3 separate regions of the Homo sapiens genome follow, and all the other regions are linked to region 3. The links are chromatin contacts, found by Hi-C or POLR2A ChIA-PET in ENCODE. All regions are on one chromosome and are shown on one strand. Each heading gives the region's core, a stretch centred on a gene start or an enhancer-like site at or near the end of the contact. The rest is flanking DNA. Distances are from core to core; before and after follow the strand shown. Region 1 holds the start of ABHD6 (abhydrolase domain containing 6, acylglycerol lipase). Region 2 overlaps FAM3D-AS1 (FAM3D antisense RNA 1). Region 3 overlaps LOC107986092 (a long non-coding RNA gene).

Region 1 (3,794 bases), core at 718-3,217, 230 kb after region 3:
TCACCTCTAAGGACAATTTTTTTCTCATATCAAGTTTCAGAATTACTTCCCAGTTGCACAAACTGCATTCCCATCTTTTACTCTAGGTTTGCAGATGCTCACAGAATCAAAGGTCACACATTTTAAAAGCTAAAAAAACCAGAAGGGCACTTCTGTCTCTAACTACAAAGACAATGGATAATTTGGAGTTGACGAAAGCCACAGAATGTGTCGAAAAGGCAAAATAATAAAAATAATAAAAAGATGAAAATAGAGAAAGTCTCATAGGCCTTTCTGAGCACACAAAATGGTTAATTTCTGTAGAGTCAGTGTGAGCCATTTATTAATTATTTTTTTCCAGTAATTCAAGGTAGTGGTCAACTACCACTCTTCATAATAACAGCTGCTGCTTTCTGAGTGCTTAAAACATGCTGGGCCCTGTGCATTATTTTATCTAAATATTGCCACTACCCTTTAAAGTGGGTACTATTACCAGAAGCTGAGAGGCCCTTGCTGGTCTGAGAAAAACAAATTAGTGCTAGAAACACAGGTGATTAATTTCTGTTATTTCTAATTTCCTATATTATAACAATGTTCTTGATAAGAATTTGTTGAAATTGGGTAAAAAGTCTAGTGGTTCGAGGTCGGGTTGGGGGGGCGGTTGGGGGAAGGGGGTGGTTCTGAGGCCAGACTCACTTCGTGTCTTGGGAAGGTACCACCTCTGGAAGCCTCATATTCCTGCTCTCAGGAATGGGCACAGCGGTGGTACCTACCTCAAGGGGCTGTTGGGGAAAGTATGGCAGGTAATTCTTTTAAGGGGCTTAGGACAGGGCCTGGCACACAAGATTTGCTTATTCTATGTCAGCTATTATTCATTATAAACTACTTTAAACTCTTAGCCAGGTGGAGCCACTAGGGATTTCTGAGCAGGCGGGAGCAGCGGGGAGGGGGGCGGCGAGATAAATGAGGGCCTCCAGGTCCCAGCTGGAGTAAGACCCCCACTTTATTTCCTCTTCCTAACCACCCAGCTCCTGGGGCATACAAAGGGCTCAAAATACATATTCTCTGCATGCACAGTATCTAGACCCTCTGGCATCCTCCTCTTCCCCCACTCCCCCATGCCTCACTCTGTCACCTGGCCTCGCTGTGGGCTCAGGGGCGCAAACCCTGCACGTGCACTGCCCTGCAGCCGGCGTTACACAATCCGCATTTCTAAGGCAGCCGTGAAACCTGTGTCGCTGTAGGCGGGGGACCGCAAGTTGCCGGCGGGTACCTGGCTGGACAGCATCCTGATTCAAGTGTTTCGACACGGAAGGGGCGCAAGGGCACGGGAGCCGGGGCAGGCTGGGGAAAGGGAAGCTGAAAGGCTGCTGGGGGAGGGGAGTAGCGGAGCGAGATCTTGGGGACGGCGCGGAGGCGGCGCGTGACACGGAGCAAGATGCTATCTGGGTGGGCGAGCTGCAGTCCTTCTCCAGGAAATGGGGGAAACAGGGCTGCAGGACCCCAAAATCCTCTCGGCACTGCGAGGGGCGCCTAAGGGCTGCTGCGGGCGCAGGGGGTGGGGAGGCGAAGTAGAAAGAGGGTGCAGGTCCCGACCCGTCCTCACTCTGTCCCCCGGCTTCAAGAGGCTGGCTGGACCCAGGAAATGGGGCGCCGGGTTTCGGGCATCTCAAACCTATCCAGGCAGCGGGAGGTGGGGGCAGCGCCCGCGCGGGGAGCGGAGTGGAAAGGCAAGTGCAGATCGCCGACTCTTTCCACTCGATGCGCCGCTGCAGGGAGACACTGGGGGAGAGGTCACGGGGCCATCAGGGCGCCCCATCCCCCTAGGAGCGCACCACCGCCCGCCCGCCCGCCTCCGCTCACCTGACCAGCCTCAACCGCCTGGGTCCCGCCGCCGGGCCCGGACCCCGGCCCTCGGTCTCTAGCCCCGGGCTGGGACCTGCCGCCGGGCTCCTACCCGCGCCGCTCCCAGCTCCGGCGCCCAGCCCAGCTGGACTCCTTAAAGGCGCAGCGTGCCGGTTCGCGTCCTCCGACAGAAAAGCCGCCCCGCCCCGACCCGGCGCCGCGCGCTGTCCCCCAGCGGCCGCGCTCTGTTTGGGGGCTCCGGGGCGCTTATCCCCAGTTCCTCCGCGCGCTGCCTCACAGCGTTAAACCCGGAGGGTACAGTTAGCGTCTCGCACAACCCAACGCCGGCAACTGTCTCCTAGCACCCGAAAGCCACGGCGAGAGCAGGATCGCCTACAGAGGTACCGGGGGCGGAGCCCGAGCGCCCGGTCCCGCCCCCGCCCCCGCCCCCGCCCCCGCCCCGCCCCGCCCCGGAACGCACACGGTGGCGGGGCGCGGGGAGGGCCTCTGAGCCCGCAGAGCCACACACAGTTCCACATCCCCGGCCCGAATTCTTCCCGGCACTGTTTCACTTACTGAGCACCTACTGTGTGCCTGGCGCGGCTGGGCATTAAACCCGCCAAAGTGACTCAGGCAGGATCTCTGGATCTCTGCCCCGAAGGGCATCAGAGAGAAAGGGACAGGCAGGGGTTCTCAGGCAGCAAAGCAACACTGCTTGACATCGGTTGTCTCACGTAATCCTATGAGGTAGGCACTGGGGTCGACTTCTTTTCTCAGAAGACACCGAGGCTCAGGGAGGTGAGGGGCTTGCCCTGGATAGTCCAGGAAATGGGAGAAATGGGGGCGCAGGAGCCCCCAAATCCTCTGGACACTGCGAGGGCTCCACCCCAAGGAACACCGTAGGCGCTCATGCTCCCGCCCTGGCTCTCGGGTGTTTGGAGACAGTTGCCGGCGTCGGGTTGTGCGGGACGTCAGACTGTAAGGACTGAACTGGGAATTCCAACCGAGGATCGTCTGACTCCAAAGCTATACGGGAGAAATGGGCACCTGGAAAGGCCTTCGGCCACCTCTGGTTAAACCCCTGCTATGGTCGTTTCTTTCTTTTAGGGACAGTTAAACCCCAGCTTGGCCTGGCTACTCTTCCGTGTTTTCCATGTCTCAGTTTAGCTGCCACTTCCTCCAGGAAGCCTTCAGTAAGACCCCTTTGGGCTCACACTGCACTGTGGGCTTCTTTCATCAAAACATGTATTCGTTCATTTAACAGATATTTACTACACCTGTTAGGGGCCTTAGTGGCACCCAGATCTTCCTGCTGCACTGAGTGCTTGGCCTGCCACTCCAGACGTCAAGGGGCCAGGGCTCAGCAAGACTCTCTTGGCCGTTTAAATCCCCCACAAAGGCAGCCTTTGGGCCTCAGCCTGCCAAGGCCTCCACGCTGGTGGAGCCTGGCTGAGTGGTGCAGGTCCTGGGTTTTAAGAATAGGACACAGTCAAGAAGTCCCGGAGAAGTGGCAAAGGGGCATCTCTGAAGCCACTAGTGATCCCCATGCCTGTAAACCCTGCTCTGCAGGGCAGCTGGAATTCATCCGGAGTTTGGGACAGTCCCCCTGGCTTGGGCTGGAGCATTTTCCTTTAAATTGTTGGCTGCCTTATCACTTAGACTTCAATGGCTGCATGTGATTCACTTCAGGGAATGGCCCCCGAGTTTCAGTGGCAATTTATTCACCAAACAGCGGGTTGCTCAGTCCCACCTCTCTGGCTTTATCTCTCCTTACGGCTGAAGCAGAACCTTTCCAAGCCAGCAGTCCACCAACATCCCCAGAGCAGGTCCACAGAGATAGCACAAAATGTGGGGATTAAATGTCCTTCAGTCACTACTGGCCACCTATTGGATTAGCATCTTGGACTCAGGAACATTCACCAAAACAGGAGTCCAGGGGGTGAATAAATAGACAATGAAATTGATGAATG
Region 2 (3,805 bases), core at 372-2,871, 160 kb before region 3:
CCAGCCTCAGCAAACTGGTAAATATACTGTCCTCCCCTTCCCTGGGAACCATGCCGCCACCTCCTTCACTCCCACCTTCAGAATGGCCTGGGCTGAAACTCCTGAAAAAGTTAGAGTTGACATTTCTCCCCTGGGGAAGTCCAGGGGCAGAAGGTGAGTGTAGAGGAGGAGTGGGGACTAGACTGGCTGCAGCCAAAAAGGGCATTTGAAGACAGGCAGAGTGACCTTTGGAGGCAGGAAAGGGCACAGTTTTCCTGCTCTCCAAGGCCTCCTAATGGGGCTTTTATTTCCATCTGTCCTTGGCCTTCCCCAAGCTGGGTTCAAGGTTTGAATGCCCAGGGCTGCTTCAAACAGGTGTACAGGTTGGGCACTGCACAAAGGCAACAAGAGAACGGGTTAGTGGGACATCCGGCCCACCCTCTACCAGTGGAGCCATGTGCCCAGGTGCTGGCTGGGTCTCCCCAGGAGGAGTGCTGCTCCGTCATTCCACAGCGTCATCCCTCACAGCCCTGGAACCGCCTCTTCCAAGACTAAAACTTTCCCCATCCTGTCTTATGGCTGGAAGCCCAGCTTAGGAGGGAGAAGGAATCAAAGGAGAAAGAAAGGAAAAAAGATACCGGCTCAGCCGAGACTTCTTCCACGAAGCCTTCCCTGAGTGGATCTCAAATATCTATATGGGGTGAGGGGCTTAGATAAGTGGACAAGAACAGGGCAAGCTTGTCTCAGAACCGCATGTGCATTACCAGGCCTACAGGTTTTGCCAAGCCTGTAGGATTACCAGGGGTGGCTGGGAAGGTCAGAGAGATTAGAAGGGGGTCAAGTTCCTCAGGGACCCCATGACACCATCACTCTCCCCACTTCCCCGGACTAGGGCAAACCCCATCACACTCACAGAGCTCTCTGGTCTCTCCTCCACGCTGACCACTCTGTGATTTCATGTATAGTTCTGTGATTTATCCATGAGGGAAGGGAGGCCGTTTGATTTTTGGTTTACCATTGTGACATAGAAGGTGCTCCATTAATTAATTAAGGAAGGGAGGGCAGGAGAGAGGGAGGCTGATTTCCCAAAAGCTACCCTGAGTTGAAGGCCAACCTTATGGAAGGATCCATGCAGAACTTCAGGCTGGGGGGAAGGGACATAGACTGAATCCCTCAGTTTCCCCCACATGTCCCTCCTTCCCCTCCAATGTCTCTAAGGCTCTGATCCAAATTCTCACATTCCCCACCCTGCCTCCACCTCCCCACCACACACACATACACACATTTACACACACTTTCCACCTGCACAACTTCCTGGCCAAATGCAAAATCCCTCATGGCTTGTTCATCATTTATTCAACAAATGTTGACTGGGCATAGGGACCCAGGCACTGGAGATAGATGAGTGAATGGCACTTAGGCTCACCCTTGGGGTGCACAGCCCCATGGGAGAGAAATAAGCCATCCCCAGGGACAGAGCAGGTGCTGGGTACTATGATGAGGGAAGCAGATAGGACCTGGGGCACTGAAGGGGGACCCACGAGGCCGAGAGGTAAAAGACGAAGAAGGATTAATCAGGTCAGGAGGCGGGGAGAGGTTTCCAGCAGGCAACAGCATCTGCCAAGGCCTGGAGGTATGAGAGGCTGCGGCATGTCCCAGGAACTGAAAGAACTTCTTGGTTTTCCAGCCCTCTTCAGCCTCGTAGGGGCCCCCAGATTCCTGGTTCTGGGGTTAGGGACTGCCACAGATTTGGTTCGGTGGCACCTTAACTTCTCCCACCTATCCTGCACTTACCCTGCCATGCCATCCTCTCCTCTCAAAAAACAGCTATGTAAAGTTCTGGTACAGTGGCTCACGGCCTGTAATCCCAACAGTTTGGGAGGCCAAGGAGGGAGGATCACTTGAGCCCAGGAATTCAGGACCAGCCTGGGCAAAATAGTGAGACCCATCACTACAAAAAAAGAAAAATTAATTAGCTGGGCATGGTGGTGCACATGTAGTCCCAGCTACTCAGGAGGCTGAAGCAGGAGGATTCCTTGAGCCCAGGAGGTCAAGGCTGCAGTGAGCCATGGTAGCACCACTGCACTCCATCCTGGGTGACAGAATAAGATCTTGTCTCAAGGAAAAAAAAATCACAACTATGTTTCTGCCTCAGACTCTTTGATCAAGGAGAACATTCTTTTTTTCTCTCTTCTTTCTTTTGCTCACTATTCAAAATAGAGATAAGAGAGAAAGACAGAGACACAGAGACAAAGACACAAGAGGCAAAACACAAAGAGAAAATCCCCCAGAAACAGAATTGAAGAAACCCCAAACCTGTCCCCCTGACTTCACCCCCTGCCCCAACACCACCCTCCAGGTGCCCACCAGGGCCCTTCTTCACTCCCAGATGTTCTAAGACCTCAAGAGAGGAAGAGGTCACAGGGGGCCCAAGATGGGCACCTTCCCCCCATCCTCGGGCCTTGGGGCCAAATCTCATTTCCAAGGCAGTAGAGAGAAGGAAATTATTTTAATTCTTTTTAAATCCACTTTAATCTTAGTCCACCTCCTCCTAATCCAATCTTCCTCGTTCACGAATAAGAATAAAATATTCGCCTCAGAGGCCCTGAATGAGGGACCCTGGGCAAGATGGCCTCCCTCTCTGGGCTCCCACTCTGGGCTCCATGTCAAAGCAGAGAAGGTAGCTGTGCTGCCCACTGGTTTAGGGTAAAGTGAGGCAGGAGAGAAAAAGAGAGGGCAGCAACAGTCATTCTTCGGAGGGCCAATTCTACCCCAGGTGCAGAGCCAGGGCCTCATGTGTGCAGCATCACTGGCTTCTCTGAGCAGCCTGGCATGGGTAGTTTTCCCCATTTCACAGCCATGAAGGGCTCAGACAAGATAACACTGTGCAAAAGCAGGCTAGTGTTCAGATTCCTCCACATGCACCAAAAGCCAAGGCCTTACAGAAACCTTGCACAACACAGCCAACCTGGGCCTACCCCCCTTGAGCCTCACTCAGTCCTTCTCATCTGCAAAATGGGCACTTCCTGAAGATAAATAAGAATGCCTTCTAATAATTGAACTTCCATGGAATCCTCACCACAAACCCAGCCACAAAGGTATCGATGTCCCCATTTCACCAAAGCAGACGCTCGACTCAAAGAGGTTGAGTTCACGTCTCAAGATCACAGAGCCAACAAGTGCCAGAGCTGGGACTTGAACTTGGATACTTCTGGCTCCACAGCCCACGTTCTCATGGACTTGTTTTTCAAGCGTCAGGATTGAAGCTGTTCATCTTGTTTTTCAAGCATCAGGACTGAAGCTGTTCATGTCAAGCCAGAATAAATCTTCACCTTGTGCAAGGCAGAGTTAATAGTAGGTAGTGGCTCCACTCCCCTGGGAGTAGCACTGAAGAGGGGCCTAAAGTTCAGGAGAATTTAATTTCTATCTTGAAAGGGTTTGGAGGTGGTGCAAGAGGGGCCAAATCAAAAGCCGGTTTTCTCGCAGGCAGAAACCCAAAAACGCAGCTCCCTCCCTGGGCCCCAGGGATCGGCTTTCAGAACACTGTGTCTCCCAAACTAACATAAACAAGGGGCTTTGTGTAAGTAAGAGATCAGATCTCAGGGCCTGGGGCGGAGAGAAAGGCGAGGAGCTGGAACTTTCTTTTTCATCTAAAATCTAAGATGACAGAGGCTGCCACAGGGAAGCTGGAAGAGCCTGGCTTGGTCTAGGTGACATCCGGCTCCTCAGGAAGCTCAGGACGGGGCCTGAGGTGTCCCATAGGGATGATGTCACACCTAGAACCTGCAGGAGCTCAGCCAGAAATGGGGCAGTGTCTGTCCTTTTG
Region 3 (3,793 bases), core at 311-2,810:
AGCCTGGGAGGTGGAGGTTGCAGTGAGCCAACATCATACCACTGCATTCCAGCCTGGGTGACAGATTGAGACCCTGTCTCAAAAAATACATATAAAACAAAAAAATTTTAAATAATTAAATGGCAAAAATAGTCTTGCTATGGTTTGGCTGTGTGCCCACACAAATCTCATTTTGAATTGCAGTTCCCATAATCCCCACATGTCATGGGAGGGACCAGGTGGAGATAATTCAATCAGAGGCAGTTACCCTCTTGCTGTTCTCATGATAGTGAGTGAGTTCTCACGAGATCTGATGGTTTTATAAGGGGCTTCCCCCTTTGCTCAGCATTCACTTCTTTCACCTGCCACCGTGATTGTAAGTTTCCTGAGGCCTCTCTAACCACGTGGAATTGTGAATTAATTAAATCTCTTTTCCTTATAAATTACCCAGTCTCAGGTATGTCTTCATGGCAGCATGAAAACAGAATAATAGTCTGCTTCAAGTTACTGTACATGTTCAACATTAATAAAATAACATTTCTGGCTGGGCACAGTGGCTCATGCCTGTAATCCCAGCATTTTGAGAGGCCAAGGCAGGTGGATCGCTTGAGCCCAGGAGACCAGCCTGGGCAACATGGCAAGACCCCTGTATCTACAAAAAAAAAAAAAAAAAAAGAAAAGAAAAAATTAGCCAGGAGTTGTGGCACGTGCCTGTGGTCCCAGCTACTTGGGAGGCTGAGGTGGGAGGATCACTTGAGCCCAGGAGGTGGAGGTTGCAGTGAGCCAAAATTGTGCCAATGCATTCCAGCCTGGGGGGGAGAGAGTGAGACCCTATCTTAAAATAAATTTAAAAAATCAAATAACATTTCTGTGTGGTTAATTTAAACTAGTCATTTATCTATTGGCATTGATTCAATTACTTTTAAAAAGGAATATACACACTATTATAATATAGTTCTTTTTCACACACACCCAGAGATAATGTGATGAAATCTTGCCTCCCTAAATATAAGAACAAAACATAAGACTGGTATAATCGTTCAGAGAGACATTAACACCAATGCTATAAGTCAGTTCTAATGTATTTAATAAAACGGCTTTCCTTTAGTCAAAAAAAATTTTTTAATCTAGTGAAGTAATCAGCATCGAAATGTTTGGGACACTGAGAAGTGTCTCTTTTGTGCCTGGAAATAGGTGTTTTATTCATCCTCTGGAAGTTTACAGTACAGTGTGTGGGCGAAGCTTTCTGGACAACCTGTCCCTCTGTCAGCTTTTTGCCTCTGCAAAGCCAAAATGTGGGTTCTGTGTCTGAGTATTGCAACCCACAAGAAACGTGGCTAAGGCCAGAAAACATAAGTGTGAATACTTTTGGAAGGCTGCGCATCTCATGAGTCACATGGGAGCAGCCCCGACCGTGGTTTGTGCACCTTCTGCCCTAGCAGCTGCCAGTCAAGCGAAGAGGCGACCTCTAGGGGTGAGCCTGGGCAACAAAATAGTCACCTTCCCCTGGGAAAGCGAATGTGGGGATCCACCTTTAGGAATTCCCTTTTCTAAAAAGCTACGCCTCTAAAGCTTTCAAAAATGAAATTCTATCAATAAGGTACCAGAAGTAACCAAATGGACCCATGTGTGTGCCTGCGTGTGTACGCATGCGTGCATGCCCATATAAACTGAGTATCAGTAGGAGCAGGAAACTAGTATCCGTGCTGGCCTCCTGGGAGGGGAACCGCATAAAGGAGATGGGGACAGCAGGGAAACTCACTTTCCCCTCCCCTCAACTTTTATTATGAAAAACTTTCAAACAGAAAAGTTGAGAGAATAGTGCAATAAATTCCCGCATACTCAGCGCCTAGATTTCATGTGGTTAGCATGTTTGTATTTGCTTTATCTCTATACTCGTTTGTCCGACTTCTCTTAGACTCACCTTTCACAGTAAAGTCTTTGGACCCTTTCAACTGTATACTGTGTGTATGTCATCTATCCAAATAAGTTTATTAATAATTAATAGTAACCACCTCTGAGAGGCGTTGTGAGGGAGGGTTAAATTAAATGAGGAGAAGGGCATAAAATACCTGGCGCAGCGCCAAGCACATTGCTCAAGAAATGCTGTGGTGGCTCTCAGATTTCCCTTCATTCATTCTTAGGTCCCACAGTAAACTCAGCACCTTTGATTTCATCTGAGTCTTTTCCCAAGCCAGCCCTCTTTCCCCAAGCCAGCCCTCTTTCCCCTTTTCCACCCCTCTCTCAACTTCTCTATGGCTCCCGGCAGGCGCAGAGTAAAAGGGATCATCACACCCTGCAGGAAAGCGGCAGGGCCTCCAGACAACACTTACAGGCAGACCACTGGGCTGGAGGAGGCCTAGGCGGCCATGACTCTTAACCCTTCCCTGGCTGCTCCTAGAAAATGGCTTCATGCCTACAAATAGCCACCCTTTCTCATGGCCTCTCTTGTAATAGGTTTGGCAATTTTCTGATGTCAGAAATACATAAGTACAAAATATTAAAATAATATAAAATAAGGCCGGGCACAGTGACTCACGCCTGTAATCCTAGAACTTTGGGAGGCCGAGGCAGGTGGATCACGAGGTCAGGAGTTCAAGACCAGCCTGGCCAAGATGGTGAAACCCCGTCTCTACTAAAAATACAAAAATTAGCCGGGCACGGTGGCAGATGCCTATAACCCCAGCTACTCGGGAGGCTGAGGCAGGAGAATAACTTGAACCCGGGCGGCACAGGTTTGACAGAGTGAGACTCTGTCTCAAAATAAATAAATAAATAAATAATATATATAAAATATAAAATGTAAGTATGTGGTAAAAACCAAGAAGAGATGCTAACTGTATCTCTAAATATATCATATAATATGTATGTGCAGTATAATATACATATATTAATATACTACACTACACATAATATGTGTTAACATATCTATGTTTCATCACATAATATAACATAAATATACAATATAATTCAATATGTGGTAAAAATTAAAAAAAAAAAAAGTAGAGATTCGGCCAGACGTGGTGGCTCACACCTGTAATCCCAGCCCTTTGGGAGGCTGAGACAGGTGGATCACCTGAGGTCGGGAGTTCAAGACCAGCCTGACCAACATGGTGAAACCCCGTCTCTACTAAAAATACAAAATTAGCCAGGTGTGGTAGCGGGTGCCTGTAATCCCAGCTACTCGGGAGGCTGAGGCAGTAGAATCGCTTGAACCCAGGAGGCAGAGGTTGCGGTGAGCCAAGGTCGCGCCATTGCACTCCAGCCTGGCCAATAAGAGTGAAATTCTGTCTCAAAAAAAAAAAAAAAAAAAAGGTAGAGATGCTATGCTATGTCTCTCTTTCTTGTTCTCTATACACATGTATATTCAACATACAGAACATGTATATAACACGTTACATATGTGTATATTATATTACATATGCTATCTATCACACATATGTATATGTATCATAGGAAAAAGCAACTCTTTTTACTCTATATACTCACACCCTCAGTACTTTACTTCTGACATCAGATGTGTGGGTTTTTTCCAACACATCAATTCTCTGGCAGACACCAATTGGGTGTCCTACAATTAATTCAATTTTGACACCAGTTAGAGTTAGTGCAAACCCCACAGGTTAAGGGCTCAGTCCCACAAGGCTGCCCCCACTTCAGATGCTGGTTGCAAGTCCCAGGTTGTCACTTGTACTTCTGACCAACCAACTACAAATCGGGATTCCCTTCCTCAGGTTTGACACTTTGCTAGGGTGGCTTATAGAACTCCGAAAACACTTATGTTTACCTGTTTATTATAAAGGATATCACAAAG

What was found. Hi-C counts contacts between places; a loop is a spot of excess contacts on that map. ChIA-PET counts read pairs that join two places held with the same protein, here RNA polymerase II (POLR2A). Pooled maps may share reads with other maps.
Region 1: a loop to region 3 is called in a pooled map, with 4 times the contacts of the local background. The contact joins the promoter of ABHD6 here to the enhancer-like site in region 3. A Hi-C loop is called at or near these places in 6 of 50 pooled maps. POLR2A ChIA-PET finds 5 or more read pairs at or near these places in 2 of 52 experiments (CD4-positive, alpha-beta T cell and activated naive CD4-positive, alpha-beta T cell).
Region 2: a loop to region 3 is called in a pooled map of right cardiac atrium, with 2.1 times the contacts of the local background. The contact joins two enhancer-like sites. A Hi-C loop is called at or near these places in 10 of 168 maps with a recorded cell type or tissue (CD4-positive, alpha-beta T cell, CD4-positive, alpha-beta memory T cell, CD8-positive, alpha-beta T cell and 5 more) and 18 of 50 pooled maps. POLR2A ChIA-PET finds 5 or more read pairs at or near these places in 4 of 52 experiments (AG04449, Caco-2, H1 and 1 more).

What each region holds. Positions count from the first base shown.
Region 1 is chr3:58,235,965-58,239,758 of GRCh38, reverse strand. ABHD6 (abhydrolase domain containing 6, acylglycerol lipase) reads right to left here and starts at 1,967. Exons shown (of 10, transcript NM_001320126.2): 1 at 1,843-1,967. RefSeq lists silencers at 1,726-2,215, 2,226-2,395 and an enhancer at 1,617-2,556.
Region 2 is chr3:58,617,312-58,621,116 of GRCh38, reverse strand. All of the region lies in intron 2 of FAM3D-AS1 (FAM3D antisense RNA 1), which reads right to left. It also overlaps a transcript of FAM107A not described here. Among named protein-coding and RNA genes, the nearest start is that of FAM3D-AS1, 12 kb to the right of the region's middle. RefSeq lists a silencer at 3,695-3,805. Within about 2 kb of position 1,621, at least 2 of the 41 ENCODE cell types and tissues checked have a DNase peak (open chromatin) inside an H3K27ac peak, as active enhancers do.
Region 3 is chr3:58,461,511-58,465,303 of GRCh38, reverse strand. The region is part of intron 1 of LOC107986092 (a long non-coding RNA gene); the gene reads right to left. Among named protein-coding and RNA genes, the nearest start is that of KCTD6, 29 kb to the left of the region's middle. Within about 2 kb of position 1,560, at least 3 of the 41 ENCODE cell types and tissues checked have a DNase peak (open chromatin) inside an H3K27ac peak, as active enhancers do.